3 separate regions of the Homo sapiens genome follow, and regions 1 and 3 are each linked to region 2. Evidence: chromatin loops called from intact Hi-C (ENCODE). Cell type or tissue: K562. All regions are shown on one strand.

Region 1 (5,000 bases), 270 kb after region 2:
TAAACAACACCAGGACAGCTTAGTTTTCAGCCCCAAATTTTCTCCTGACCCACCCTCTGTAGAGCCTTCCTGGATGACTAGAGTGAAAGGTGCCTCGGGGTCACACATCCAGCTGAGCTGGGCTAACCCTGCTCACGACTTTGTCCACAATACTCCTGGGGCTTAAGAAAGAGAGTGATACAGATGGTGATGGGGTTTGTGCCTCACTTCCCTATCTGTCTGTGTCACTATGAATGTGTTTTTATCTCCAGAAAAACAAAAATAGCCTCGTCTTCAACGTGAGCCCCAGTAATGGTCAGTGTGGCTGTTCCCCCTGAGCAGGAACCAGAGAATCGCTCAGTGATCTCTGAGCACAGCTTTCTATCATTGTATACAATGAGATTAGGGGTTTGGACTGACTTGTGTTGGTACCAGTGTGCATAATAGCTTTCTAAGTCCTCTCCATGGCAGGTGATCCTGGCCATCTGTCCCAAAGCCACAGACACTTCAGGCAGCTGAGTCAGCTTAGAGAAGGCCACAAAACCTGCAAGCGAGGACAGGAGAGGTGAGTCTGAAGATGAGGGTCTCATTCTCAGAGTGCCATACCCTGCATCACTGCCGTGATGAGCTGAAAGTCAGGGCCAGGCTGTTCCCTGGTGCTGTGGGGGTTGAGCCCTGGGAAGCAGCACCTGTGCAGAGAGTGAGCAGGGTGAGCAGGAAAGGGGTCCAGGCCATGGTGGAGATGCTTCAGAGTTCTGCCTCTGAGCGCACACCTGAGAAGGGGGTCTCTAGGTCTCTCTTATCATAAGAAGGGGAGACTCATCATGCAAACCTACTTCCTTATCTTATTATCTAGTTAGGTGTCTCTCCACTGAGGGGTGGATGCAGATCTCTTCTCCATTTCCCAGTGCGTCTTTCTGAGCTCCTATGTGGGCCCTGAGCCTGAGGGTTTGGTGTGGCAATTTCCCAAGTTCAGAAGATGGGACACATGGCTGTCATGAGTAGAGAGTGGACTTTACCCAAGAGGATGGGCACCAAAAAAGCATCTTCACCAGAGTGTGGTGGATACAGAGTTGAGTAAGATGTGGCTTCTGGAAACTCCCCCTAATAACATCTGTCCAGATTGGTCTGCACACAGTGGGAGATTCAGATGCATTTAGGATGAGGATGTTCCTGAAAACAGCAGGGACTGCACCAGTCAGGGAGCTCATTGTCACCCTCCCATAATTTAAAAAGCTAGGAAGAGTTGCACCCACTCAGGGACCACAACACACAAGCAAAAGGAAGCTGTCCCTGTCCTGGATGAGAAACCACAGAGCAGGTTTCCTTTGGATTTCATGGTGGGAAAAGAGAGTTGCTGAGGGAGAAGAATTCTCAAGGCTGTGCTTCAGGAAGCCCGTTGCACTGGGTGAGGAAACATCTTCAGAGCAAAAAGGGAGCCTGAGAGCCCAGGGCAGGTTTTCGTCTCAGTTCCCCAAGAACTTGGACCACTGTGGTTAAGTGGCACTGCTTGTATATGAGCAGCACTAATAATCAGCCTCGTCCTCAGCCTGGAGTCCAGAGATGGTCATGGAGGCCGTATTGCCAGACTTGGAGCCAGAGAAACGATCAGGGACCCCTGAGGGCTGAGTATTGACATTGTAGATCATGGGTTTGGGGACTGTGCCTGGGTGCTGTTGGTACCAGGAGACATAGTCATAACTCCCAACATCACTGCTGGTTCCAGTGCAGGAGATGGTGACTGACTGTCCAGGAGACCCGGACACGGAGGGAGGCTGAATCAGGGCAGACTGGGCCCAAGAGCCTGGAAAGAGGGAGAAACACACTCTAGTGAGTCAGTGCTGGGCCCAGGTGAGCCTGAGGAGCAGGAGACCAAGGATCAGCCCAAGGGTCCCCGAGGCCCCTTCCCTGGAGGCGTCACCTGTGCCCTGAGTGAGGAGGTGAGGAGGAGCAGAGCCCAGGCCATGGTGGAGACGTCCCCAGAGCGCTGCCTCCTGAGACCCCAGCACTGGGCCTGCCCCCAGCCTTGTCTTACCCTGATGCCTCAGAGGAGGGCGGGGCCTCCATGCAAATCTGCATCCTAAGCTCCTCTTCTTACCCCACCCTCACCTGGGCCTGGGCCCGTAGACTTCTGTTTCCTTGGACAGTGGGGCTCAGCCAGGGGGATTGAAACTCCTTGACTTGGATTTCCTGAGACTCAGCCCATGACAGTGCCTGGGAAATGGAGCCAGCCTTGGGGGTCCCTGTCCTTCCTGTCCTGTGGTTCACGGTTGGTCCTGGCTGTGGGGTCCCAGGATTTCCCTTCCCTTCTTTGTGGGAGAAGTGTCAGGACAGGGCCCAGAGTGGCTGGGAGACACCCCAGCTCTCCCCTCCCCAGGACCACAGGCCCCACAGGGACCCTTCAGTCCCCTTCAGCCCCCTTCAGCCCTTCTAGGGTGCCTCAGGTTGGCTAATTCCTCCCCGCTCTGTGTCTGCAGACGCCTGAAGCTGCTGCTTGGATAAACCTGGAGTTCATTTATTGGCCCTCGTAGAAATGCATTTATGGGGGCATGACAGATTTAGGACCCCAGAATGCCTCTGTCTCTTTAGGGGGACTTAGGAGGAAGGAGCTCCTAGGACCCACCCAGGGTGAAGCCCAGCAGGGACCTCCCAGGTCCAGGCATGTGCCACCCCCGCCCCCTGGTGGCCTCAGAGGGAGGATCCTGAGGCCCAGGAACCTCCCCTGAGTCATAGCTGACAGCCCCTGCCCTGTCCCTCCTGCCTTTTGGTTCCCTTCACAGCTCAATCCCAGGCCCCTGGTCCCTTCTCATCCCCTCCAGACTCCCCTGACCCAGGGTGGAGGACATCTCCCACACCAGAGCTTCAGATGCTCCTCTTGGCACTTGTTTGCTTTTCCCAGAGGAGTGTCCCACAGGGTTGGTGTCCTTGAGGCAGCTGTGGCTCAGGCTGAGGAAACCTCATACATGAAATAAATCCACCCCCAGCAGGCAGGTGGGACAGGAACATGGAATGAGGAGAAAACCAACTGGCTCCTCAAAATGTTGACAGAAAAAGTGTGACATGGAGGAGGCGGTGCTCACAAGAGCTGTGACCAGCCTCATGGGAAGCAGGGTAGGGAGGTGTCCCAGGGCCACAGGAGCTGAGGAAAGGTGCCTGGGGTTAGAATTGGGTCAGGCCTAGCACCAGGGACCCCTCCTCAGGGCGCGTGCGTCCCTCACACTGTGACCCGGGACTTGCCTTAGTCCTGCCTTTTAGTGCACGTTGAGTCCCCCTCAGCCCAGAGCCGGGCGCCTCCCTGAGGTGAAGCCTCCCCACACAGACAGTGGCTGACCCCATGTGTTCCTCAGAAACTCCTGGGTTTGGGGTAAAGACTCCATTCACGGCGACTTCTCTCTGTCAGAATAGAAACGTAAACGTTCCCTCAGGAGATGGACTAGGGGCTCTGCGGTGTGAGTGCTGGGCGGGAGGGGGGGCTGTTTTGTGTCACTGTCCCTGTTAGAAGACAGAGATTTCTAACAGCACAGGAGAGGGGGGGCCGAGGGAAGGGTGGGCTCAGGGGCTCGGGTGAGAAAGTGTGTGGTGTGGGGAGGTGACAGCTTTGCATTTGAGACTACTGTTTCTGTGTGTGTTATTTAGATATTTAAGTGCTATGTTGCTATATGAATAGTTACAAGAAAATAATGTTTCCATTTGAGATAGCACTAAAATGGAATTAGGTCAATGACCTGCTGAAATATCAGTGATGTTGATTGCGGAGCCGGTGGCCTGGATCAAAGCCCTGAGAACACTCCAGGAGCCCAGGCACTTCCTGCAAAAAGGAAATATGTGATCTTCAGGACACGCTACCTTGTCCTCTCTTCCATGTTCCGTTAGCACCAGAAGCAAACCAGAGCCCGGCCAATGCTGCCGAAGTCTCCTACCTCACTGAAACTCGCCTGGATATGTGCGTCCACACAGGGGAACAGACACAGACATCAGAAGCACTTGCTGCATCTGTCCTCACTGCAGCCCAAGCAGGAATGGAAAGTGGCAAGGTTCTCTTTTGAATCATGTTTTTTTCAAAGGTTTAGTTTTCCTTGAAATTCAAAAATCTTGTCTTTTAAAACATGAGGGCTTTCAGAGATGGGTTCACTGGTTCATGTTATGGGAAATGTCTCCAGAGGGACTGGTTGCTGTACCTATCTGCACTTTCAAAAGTCACTAATTTAGTGTCAGGTATGTTTGTAGAGCACAGGCTCTAATACAGTATATGTGGAAGGGTGCATTCTGTAACCAAGAGAGAAAATGGGAGAAAATGGGAAAGTCCTTCAATTCCCTTCACCTCTAATTCACATGGTCTGGATTGACAAGGTGCACACAGATGAGGCCATGGGCAGCTGAGACTGAGGGCTGGAGACCCCACCTTTAGAGCCACAGGTTCCTTCATCTTCCTGTTCTACCAGCAGACCTTGTCCCCTTATGTACATCAGGGGCCGGGCATCCTCAATACCATCTGTCCCTCTATGAGACTCAGTGCCCAGCAGCTAGGAACCACCTTCCCATTCAGGGTCGAGTCTGCAGTGGACTCAGCAGTGCACAAGGTCCTACCAAGCACAGGATCAGAGTCAGCAGTGCAGAGCCTGGCCTGTGGGCACAGTGTGCACAGCCCCACTGCACACCCAGCATGGCCCTACTGTGTGGAAATGGACCTGCTGTCAACAATGAGCATTGTTTTTTCTTGGGGAACTTTTTGCAAAACCTTCCACAAGTCTCTCATGACAAGTGATCTTGGCTCACTTGTCATGCTGGCTCCAGACAGCTGAGAACAGAATATGAGCAGAGGAATCTTGAGGACTCTGCCTGGAAATAAATTAACAGTTACAATAGGCATTCCTGCACAACTGGGGAAGTGTGAGCTTGGACTGGAGAGAAGAGCATTGCTTATTATTGAGAGAGAGAGAGCAGGGGAGAGAGTCCAAAAGAGCACAAGGGGATCAGTTGCTGCTATAGCGAGAGGGGAAATGGTGCTTGCTACACTATTC
Region 2 (5,000 bases):
TCTTTCTTTCTTTCTTTCTTTTTCTTTCCTTCTTTCTTTCTCTTTTCTTTTTCTTTTTTTTTTGAGACAGAGTCTCACTCTGTCGCCCAGGCTGGAGTGCACTGGTGCAGTCTCAGCTCACTGCAACCTCCACCTCCCGGGTTCATGCCATTCTCCTGCCTCAGCCTCCCGAGTAGCTGGGACTACAGGCACCCGCCACCATGCCCGGCTGATTTTTTGTATTTTTAGTAGAAACGGGGTTTCACCGTGTTAGCCAGGATGGTCTCGATCTCCTGACCTCATGATCCGCCTGCCTCGGCCTCCCAAAGTGCTGGGATTACAGGCGTGAGCCACCATGCCCGGCCTTCTTTTTCTTTTTCTTTCTTTCTTTCTTTCTTTCTTTCTTTCTTTCTTTCTTTCTTTCTTTCTTTCTTTCTTTCTTTCTTTCTTTCTTCCTTTCTTTCTTTCTTTCTTTCTTTTTCTTTCTCTTTCTTTCTCTCCCTTCCCTTTCTTTCTTTCCTTCTTTTCCTTCCTTTCTTTCTCTTTCTCTCTTTGTCTCTTTCTCTTTCTTCCTCTCTCTTTCTTTCTCCTTCTTTCCTTCCTTCCTTCCTTCTTTTCTGAGATGCAGTCTCACTCTGTCACCCAGGCTGTACTGTAGTGGCATGGTCTCAGCTCACTGCAAACTCCACCTCCCAGGTTCAAGTGATTCTCCTGACTCAGCCTCCCGAGTAGCTGGGACTACAGGCGTGTGCCACCATGCCCAGCTAATTTTTGTATTTGTAGTAGAGACGGGGTTTCACTATGTTGACCAGGCTGGTCTTGAACTCCTGACCTCACGATCCTCCTGCCTCGGCCTCCCAAAGTGCTGGGATTACAGGCGTGAGCCACCATGCCCAGCCTTAGCAGTTTTTCATTTGAATAATGAAGTCAATTTCATGATTTTTTTTCCCTCTGGCCTTTTTTTTTTTTGAGTGCCGTGTAAGATAATCTTTCTTTACCCTGACTCATGAAGATATTCTGCCATATTTTCTTCTAAAATGTACGAGTTTGCTTTTCCCCATCTCCTCCCCTTGTCTTTTTCTGCCATCCACCAACACTGGGCGCACCATTAGGAGTAGGGGGCTGTGGTACTGACAAGCTCACGAACAGAAGCCTCAGTGAGGGTCAGGGTGGGGAGCCTCGGCCCTTCATCGCGGGGTTTACTGAGTGCTGCTCATGATCTGTGAAGGGCCCAGAAGGGAGGCCTGGGACACCGGGTATGCAGGGGACAGTTGGACAATGAGCAGAGGGAGGAAGGGAAGGAGGCAATGTGGCAGACGCCCAGGAGATCTGTTCTGGGGGTACACTGAGTGTCGTGGCCTCTGGATTAGCGAGTGTGACTGTGCCCCAGGTGGTGTCCTTCATGGGCCTCTGGGTGGGGGGCCTGGGGGGTGGCGAGGGCATCTATTTCAGTGGCTCTGTTCTTACCAGCGTGTGACCTTGGGCAGTACCATCACCTGTGGGAACGTGGGTGTCACCTGTGTGGCTTAGCTGGGACAGTCTCTGAGCAGGGCTTAGCTGGCTCCCAGTGAATGCTGGTGGCCATTGGTATGGTTTCCTATCAGTGGCCACACTGGAAGGCCGTTTTCACCATGGCACCCTCTGCACCTGGCAGGGCGCCTGGCATGTGGCTAGCGCTCAACAAATATTGGCTGTTTAGTAGGTTTTATGTCATACTTTAAAGGATCAATTGCTGGTTGTCTTCTTGCTACAGTTCACTTACCTGCTTGCTCATTCCTTCATTCATTTGACAGTATGTGTTGGGCCCCTGTTTTGTTCTGGCCACCGTGCCTCAGTTTCTTCCCCTGTGTCATGGGTGTCTGGGAGAGTGGTTTCAGAATCCTTGCTCTGGCCAAGTCTGACTTGCATGATTTCCCAGAGTAACCAGGAGGGGGCACCCCAGGACTGAGGATTGTCCCAAGTGGGCCCTGGCCCTGCAGGGGCCCTGGGCCCAAGCTGCTGCGCTCACCCACACGCATTCCTCTAAGTTCCTTCCAGGCTGGCTACTCATGCGCCGTGGTGGTGCCGTGTCAGGAGAGGAGAAAATAGGATTGTAGAGACAGATGTCACACACAGGCTGCCAGCCCAGGCTCCCTGCCAGCTGGGCCCTGAGTGATGCACAGGGTCTGCTTCTGCTCCCCAGCCCGATGAGAGGGGGAGGCCTGGCAGGCCAGGAACCAAGAGGCCAGAGTGTCCCTATCGGTGACCATCATTCCTGCTAAGTCCAGGAATGGAGTAGAACCCCATGAGAAAACAGGTTTCATTTTTGTGGGAGAGAGAGTTCTGTGGCTGAAATTGACAATTCTTCTCTAACCAGATTTTGGGGTGCAGTTGAACAGCTCAGGGTCCCCCGGAAGTATCCCTCTACCATCCCACTGGTCCTGACTGGGCACACCTGTGAGTCTGTTCTGGCCCTGCCTCCAGTCTCCCTCTCCTTGTGCCAGGCTCTGAGACCCCAGCCCAGCTTTAGCAGCAGCATGATGGGGCCTGTTCTGACCCTGACTCCACACGTGTGCAGCCCGGGGGTGGAGATGGATGACCCTCCCAGCCCGGAGGAGAGCACCAGCCCGAGAGGAGGAGGGAGGCAGCAAGGATGCGCCTGGGCCCTGCCTCTGGAAATTGGCTCCGTGACCTTGGAAAGGAGAACTGGGCTTGGGAAGGGGAGGGTGCCGCGGGTGAAATGTCTGGATGCAGTTTGATCCAAGTCATTTGGGGGTTCAGGGGACATCCCTGGAGTCATAGCATCTAAGCTAGGGAGAAATCTGGGGGTCTACAGCTATACCACCCAGAATGCACCCAATGTCATCTGAACCCCAGGTACGTGGGCTGCTGGAGAAGCAAAGTAGGTGCTCCCACTGCAGTGAGCCGTATGTCTCATTCCAGGCTAGTGGCCTTGGGTGGGCCACCACTGCACCCTGTCCCTCTTCAGCAGCCACCCGTGGACACCCAGCTTCCTTCGATGGACCCAGAGCAGCCTCCTCCTCCTCCTCCCCTTGATGCCACAGGGTGAGGGGTGGAGGCCAGCTGCCCTAGAGGAGCAGGCCCTTTTCTGTCTTGCCTGCCCTCAGGGCAGGGTGCACCAGAACCCCAGGCACATCCTCAGCCTGACAGTCTTTGGTGGGTAGTTGTACCCCATTCCTGGACTTAGCAGGAATGATGGTCACTGATAGGGACACTCTGGCCTCTTGGTTCCCGGCCTGTCAGGCATCCCCATCTCGTCAGGCTCATCTGGGTGAGGTGAGCTCATCCAGGGTGAGGTCCAGCCTCAGTGTTGCCTCAAGTCCTCATGGTGCAGTGCAGCCCTTCCTGGCACTGTCCCCTGAGCCAGATGGACCATTTGTTCTGGAGGGCTGACGTTGGAAGTAGGGTGCCAGGGCCTGTTGCCACTGTGGGGATCTGGGGAATGTGGACAGAGTAAAGCCCCTCAGGTCCTGGCCTGGTGGGGTCACATTGTGTGATGCTGATAAGTCATCGCCTCTCCTGGTCTCTGCTTCCACTTCTGTAGAATGGAATCAAGCATCTTGGCCTCCCATGAGTGTGCCCCCCAGTGAGCAGTCACTGAGGAGAGCTGGGATTATCGTGACCACTGTTGTTGACCCATTGCACCACCAGGGTGACCACGTGGGCTATAGGTGAGGATGGCAATATCCCACAGGGAGCCACATGATGGTGGGTCCTGGGAAAGGAGGCTGGGGCTGCGTGAAGTAGGACAAGGCGGGATTAGTCACCTGCAGTGGGCAGGGCTGGCCCAGCCATCCCCAGGTCCTCCCCTTCAGGCACCCTGCCACCTACTCTAGCCTCCTCTCACCAGCAACCTTGGTGAGTCCTGGTGCTTACCTCCCGTTGGCTAAGACTCCTGGACCATCCCAGCTCAGCATGCGCCTTCTCCATGGGGCATTGTTTGGAGGAATGAGGTGGGTCAGAGGCGCTGGCCTTGAGCTGCTCAATGGAGTTTCCAACACCCCTTCCCACTCGACCCTGGAGCCCTGACAGATGGAATGCAGGGAAGGAGGAGACTTCCAAGAAGCTGCCCAGGTGACTTTGAGCTGTGAGGATGGGGAAGGACATGCTAGGCAAAGGGATCATTGGGGGCAAGAGCGGAACAAGGCAGGCTCAGGAGGAGAACCAGTGCAGGTGAACTGCAGGGGAGGACGGGGCCAGAGAGGTCGACAGCGCCTGAGGTTTCTCTGCAGCCTATGGGGGAACTGGAGACTCCTGGCTAGGTTCTGGGAACCGGGAGAAACCTCCCTCCAGGGAAGGCCTCCTCTGATCTTTGCACACATTAGGAAGGGAGGCTCAATCCCTTTCTCCCTTTAGCCATGTATTTTTAGATTAAAGATGCTCACGGCGAAATTACTGCTCTTTTCACAGTTGGCATTAAAAGCACAAAATAAGTCTCAACGATTTTAAGTCACACGTTATTTCTTCAGAAACAAAAGCCCCTCTGGGTTCTGGCTGTTTGGTGACGTAGGAAGGTGTGAAGGGAGTCCCTGCGTGGGCTTAGGAGTAGGGATGGGGCGGTGACAGCACCAGGGCTGCGTGCGTATCTGCGCGTGTGTGCATGTGCTTGTGTGCATGCATGCGTGTGTGTGCCTGCCGACCCCCCACTTTGCTTGAGGTCCTGCTTTGAGGAGGAGGCTGCAGGGTGGTTCTGTGCTGCTCCCTGTAGGCTTCCATCCTGTGCAGGTGCCAAGCCAGGCAAGGACTCCAGCAGGAGGAAAGATCAGCGTCTCTGCTCCTCCAGTGGGAGCAACAGCTCCCTGGCCTGGTGAATCCTGGCTTGACTGCTCCCTGACCTCAGGCACCTTTCCTCATCTGTAAAATGGGCACCTCTGGCAACCTGCTGAGGTGGGGTGTTACATAAAATCATTAGTAAGGAGCCCGGCTCCGTGCCTGGTTCGCAGCAGGCCCTCGGTGAATGCACTCCGTTGACTTCTGATCGGCACTTTTCCACTATATCCAGATACCTCTAACCACACAAG
Region 3 (5,000 bases), 280 kb after region 2:
ATGAGGGCATGGCGCCTGGTCATTCATTTTGTGAGGAAAGGTGAGTGGCCGGATGCCAGGGCAGATAGGGGCTTAGGGCAGTGGGAAATGACCTGGGCAGGTGTTCCAGGGACTGCAAGAGAAAAACTTGGAAATGGGGGAAGTGGAGTATGGGCAGAAGCCTGTGGGTGGTCTTTGGGCACGGGCACCACACAGAAGAAACTTTGAATCATAGGTTAATAGCCCATAGAGTGTCCATGATGGACATAGTGCCAAACACCCAAGTGGTCAGAAAGAAGAGATCAGGGGTGGTCAGCCACTCTGTCAGGTGACATGTGCCCCACAGCATGGGTATCCACTCGTAGGCTCTGAGAGTGTGTGGGTCGACCTTAACGTGGAGTCTAGGTGGACCCCACAGCGTCCACTCCAGCTTACACCGTTTTGAATATAAGGCTGCCAGGAGATTCAGGAACTTAAGTGCTAGGGAAATGCTGAGGACTAACCTAGGACGTCTGGGCCAAGGGGTGACCCAGGCTTCACCATATGGAACTCACATCCTTTACCACTAGATGAAAGATACGCTTTGTGTGTCCTTTCATCCAGGCCCTCTTTCACCAGCTTTATCCTGGGTTAGAAAACCCCAAAACAGCCTGTCCACACAGCCTCAAATCTCCTCCTAACCCACTCTCTGCAGAGCCTGCCTGAAGGGCTGGCATGTGGAAACCCAGGTCTTTTGCCACTACGTGCATGGGCCACTCTGTCTGCCCGTCCATTCAGGCTCTCTTTCACCAGCTTTATCCTTGGCCAGAAAAACCCCAGGATAGCCTGTCACACAGCCTCAAATCTCTTCTTAACTCACCCTCTTCACAACCTGCCTGGAGGGCTGGAGGGAAGAGCAGCCTGGGGGTCACAGAACTGGGTGAACTGGACCAGCCCTGCTCATGGCTTTGTCCACAGCCATCCTGGGGCTGGAGAAAGAGGGTGACACAGATTGGGAAGGGGTTTGTGTCTCACTTCCTAATCTGCCTGTGTCACTGTGGGCTCATCACTGTTTCTATTGTACCTGTGACAGTAATAGTCAGCCTCGTCCTCAGTCTGAGCCCTGCTGATGGTCAGGGTGGCCATGTTCCCTGAGCTGGACTCAGAAAATCAGAAATTCCTGAGGGCCGCTTGCTGCCTTCATATATCACCAGTATGGGCCTGGTCTGGCTTCTGCCAGAACCAGTAAACATACTCATCTTTGAGGTTATCTCAAGAGCAGGTGATCATGGCTGCCTGTCCTGGTGACACTGACACTGAGGGTGGCTGTGTAAGCTCATAGGAGCTTGCAAGAGAGGACAGGAGAGGAGGCTTGTAAATGATGAATCTGTTCCCAGGGGGTCCCACCCTGAGGTTGTGCCTGGGATGAACTCATGTTTGGGCAGGCCCAGCTCAGGATCCTATGGGTTCTGAGCCTGAAGGAAGGGCTTGGGGGCAGCACCTGTGCAGAGAGTGAGGAGGGGGAGCAGGAGAGGGATCCAGGCCATGGTGAGACACCCAGAGCTCTGCCTCCTGAGCCCACAGCACAGCTGGGCTCACCAGCTCTCTCTTATTGCCTCTCAGGCCGTTTGAGGCAGTGAGTGTTTGATGCAAATCGGCATCCTCTGGGACTCCTCACTGAAGGATGTCACTCAAACCAGCTCTGTGGGAAGCACAGCAGACTGAGGAAGAAGAAGTGGGTCCCAGCTCACTTTATCTGCTTCTCTGGTCAGAAGATCAGACTCCATCCTTGAAGGCCTGTGATCACAGTCACCTCCTGGAGTTTGGCCACATGACCACTGTTTTATACCATCCTGGCCTGTGCTGTGTCCTAGGCCAGGCTCAGCAGGGCTGTGGACCTTCCAGGAGCCTGGCCATGGGGCTGAGCTGGGCCGTGCTGAGAGATCATCAATGACACCTGACTCAGCAGCAGGTGGGCCAGGAACCCATCATCTTCCTCCTCCTCCAAGTCAGCTCTGGGTTTCCCAGACTCACTTGGTCCTGTCCTGGTAGTTTAATTAGAATGTGGTTCTGTGTCTTTAGGATACTTATATCCTAAACTTGATTTCCATTACCATGGTTTGGTCCTTTGAGCAGCCACAACTCATGTGGATTCATTACACAGTCTAGTCTCGTTTCTCACCTGAGTTGCTCCTTGTATGACACCCCCCATCTCTCTAATAGACTAGAAATTGCCATCCTCTGCTCTTTGATTCTTTATTTTTTCTCATCAGTGTTTCATATAAATGTGTAAAAAGCACCAGAAACCCAGACCTGACTGAGAAACTAACTTTAGGTTATTTGGTCTCTGTGAGGGTTCCAGCGTCGTGGTCTCTGAACACCCATGAGCTCTGGAGGGTGGGGGATCCCTGGTCCCTCCAGCCAGACAGATCTTGTCACTGAGCCCAGGATAGTCCCATGGTCAGAGCTGTGGCCTGAGGCAGGTGAACATTCCCTTCCCTCTGGAGAGCATCTCCGCAAGGAGGCTGGGAATGCCCCATCCAGGGACCAGGATCCCAAATGTCCCACGCCACCCACCTGAGAATCCCCTGAGCATAGGAGCTGCCTCTGAGTCAGAGTCGGCCTGGAGCTGGAAGGAGAGGGAGAGGGAGGGGGTGGTAGGGTGTCTCTGGAAGTGCCAAGTGTAGAGGGCTCAGCTCCCCAGGATGCTGCTGGACACGGAGGAATGAGACCCTTAGAATGGCAGGAGGCTCAGGCAGCCATCCTGGGTGAAGGGCTTGAGCCCCGGGAGCCCTGTCCCCTCACACTGTTCCCCCTCCTAGAGCACCTTGACCTCGGAGCGTCTCTTAGGAAATCCTAGCCCTATGGGAGCTGCCCAGGCTGACACCAGGGCCCAGGTGCCTCCAGTTGTGTTTCCCAGCTGAGGCCGTCACTGTGCCTGGGCCCCTGTCAGTATCCTGGGTGATGCTGTGTGTCTGACCCTCAGAATATGAACACTGCAGCCCCAGGTGACAGGAGGGACTATACCAAACTTCCAAAGTGAGGACTGATCCCTTGAACACCTGTTGACCACCCCCCACAAAGGCTGGCCTCCTTCATAGGCTCCTCCTGGGCAGCCCCAGCCTCTCTTCTGGCTGCAGCTCTGCTGCCCTCTGCTGGTGGAAAAGACAGAGCCCAGGCACTTGCCTTCTCCAGGTGATCCCAGAGCACCCGTCACCTGGGAGGGTGCGGACCAGGGAGTCCAGCCTCCGTCTGTGCCACATGTGAACCCCTCTGGCCTTCATGGTTCAGCACAGAGAGGTGGCATATATAGTTGCGGGAAGGTGGGGCAGGTGCAGTTCTTGTGACTGAGTCTCAGGTTGAAGTGCTTTTCTCTGTTTCATGGTTTTTGATCACAGAATGGAGAGTGCAGGATAAACTGTAGCTCTTCTGTGAAAAACAGTTCCAGAGAAATGCAGTTGTACCCTACATGTACTCCTGCTTCCCATGTATACTGAAAACGAGATTGATTCCGTCACCCCAATAAGCACAGCTGCACTGTAATTGGAAGTACCGGATTTCTGCCACTAAACCTCAGTTGTGTACTTAAAAAACCATCACCATCATCACTGTCATTATAATTTTTCTATTACCATTATTTTAATTTCCTAACGCTGATCCATGCTTGTGGTGGGAGGTAGCACTAGCCTTTTTTGTTTTAATGAAATTTAAGACTTCTTGGACAATGTTGAATAGCAGCTGTGAAAGCAGGAGTCCTTGTTTTGCTTCTGATCTTTGTGGGGAGGCTTTCACTCTTTCACCATTTACTGTGAGATTCACTGTGGATTTTGATAAAGGCCCTTCTTTAATCAATTTGTGCAGGTTTCCTTCTGTTCCTAGTTTGCTAAGTGTTTTTGTCTTGAAAGTGGATGAACTTTGTCAAATGCTTTTTCTGCATCTTCTGAGATCATATGCTTTTTCTTGTCACTCTATTGATATTGTTTATTACGTTGATTCATTTGCTTATGTAGAACCATCCTTGCAATTCTGGGATAAATCTCGCTTTTTCATTCCATGTGTTCTCTTTAATGTGTAGTTAGACTTGGTTTTCTCTTATTTAATTTAGGAATTTTAGATGCTTATTCTTCAGGAGTATTAGCCAATAGTTTTCTGTATTATAGTATCCTTGTTTGTTTTTGCTACGAGGCTAATGCTGGCCTCTAGAATGTGCTAGGCAGTGTTCCCTCCTCATCTATTTTTGGAAGAGATTGAGTATGATTGGTATTACTTCCTCCTTAAATCTCTAGTAGAATTACCAGTGAGGACATCTGGCTCTGGGCTTTTCTTTTTAGAGAAATTGTCAATTGCCGACTTAATCTATTTCTTATGCTGATTTTTTATTTCTTCTTCAGTTAGATTGGTAATTTGTATTTTTCTATGAATTTGTCAATTTCTTCTAGATTTGACATACAGTTGCTTATGGTGTTCTCTTATAATCATTTTAATTCCCATAACGTTGGTTGTATTATCCCAAATTTCTTATTTTTGTTATTTGTGTCTTCTCTCTTATGGTTTTAGTTGGTTTGCCTAACAGCTTGTTAATTTTCTTCTTCTTATCCAAGTAGGAACTTTTTATGCCATTTATATTCTTTATAGTTTTTTTTCTCATCTATTTCTTTAATCTCTGGTCTAATGATTCTTATTTCTTTCCTTCTGTGGACTTTGGTTTAAGTTTGCTTTTCTCTTTCTTGTTCCATGAGCTGTAAAGTTGAGTTGTTGATTAGAAAGAAGAGGAAAAGAGAGCATTGTTTCCTCTAAAATGAAGGTGTGCTGAGAAGAATGAACACAGGCCTTGCTCTTTCCCCCATTTACTGCATTTACTTCATTCTTAGTCATATTTCTCCACACCTGTATTCTCCTCATCATACCTAAATGTAAAGTCCTCAGGTTCAGCCATTTCTCTGAGTTTTCATTTCCTTATTAAAGCTCCCATGCCAAGTAAAAATTATATTTAATAAATGTGCATGAGTTTATTTTTTAATCTGTCTTGTGTGATAGGGACT

Evidence for each region. Hi-C counts contacts between places; a loop is a spot of excess contacts. Peaks named below come from ENCODE experiments on the same cell type or tissue, not always from the same donor. Only the 100,000 strongest peaks of a DNase experiment are listed, where the experiment ranks them.
Region 1: a loop joins it to region 2, with 7 times the contacts of the local background. A loop is called at or near these places in 26 of 110 quality-filtered maps.
Region 3: it touches region 2 in a loop (7-fold over the local background); 25 of 110 quality-filtered maps call a loop at or near these places.

The regions. Positions count from the first base shown.
Region 1 is chr22:22,853,535-22,858,534 of GRCh38, reverse strand. All of the region lies in intron 2 of LOC105372948 (a long non-coding RNA gene), which reads left to right. It also overlaps IGL, the pseudogene IGLV2-5 and the pseudogene IGLV3-4. Among named protein-coding and RNA genes, the nearest start is that of MIR5571, 30 kb to the left of the region's middle. In K562, no CTCF peak of the experiment used is centred here; DNase peaks (open chromatin) are centred at 14, 1,177, 2,205, 2,674 and 2 weaker places; H3K27me3 peaks cover 2,466 bases.
Region 2 is chr22:23,125,518-23,130,517 of GRCh38, reverse strand. All of the region lies in intron 4 of RSPH14 (radial spoke head 14 homolog), which reads left to right. Among named protein-coding and RNA genes, the nearest start is that of RSPH14, 14 kb to the left of the region's middle. RefSeq lists enhancers at 1,799-2,078, 1,935-2,522, 2,523-3,112, 3,477-4,354. In K562, CTCF peaks have their summits at 1,912 (motif pointing right) and 3,618; DNase peaks (open chromatin) are centred at 1,559, 2,771, 2,939, 3,632 and 1 weaker place; H3K27me3 peaks cover 3,761 bases.
Region 3 is chr22:22,846,675-22,851,674 of GRCh38, reverse strand. The region is part of intron 2 of LOC105372948 (a long non-coding RNA gene); the gene reads left to right. It also overlaps IGL and the pseudogene IGLV3-6. Among named protein-coding and RNA genes, the nearest start is that of MIR650, 26 kb to the right of the region's middle. In K562, no CTCF peak of the experiment used is centred here; DNase peaks (open chromatin) are centred at 1,299, 1,750, 2,424, 3,094 and 1 weaker place; H3K27me3 peaks cover 373 bases.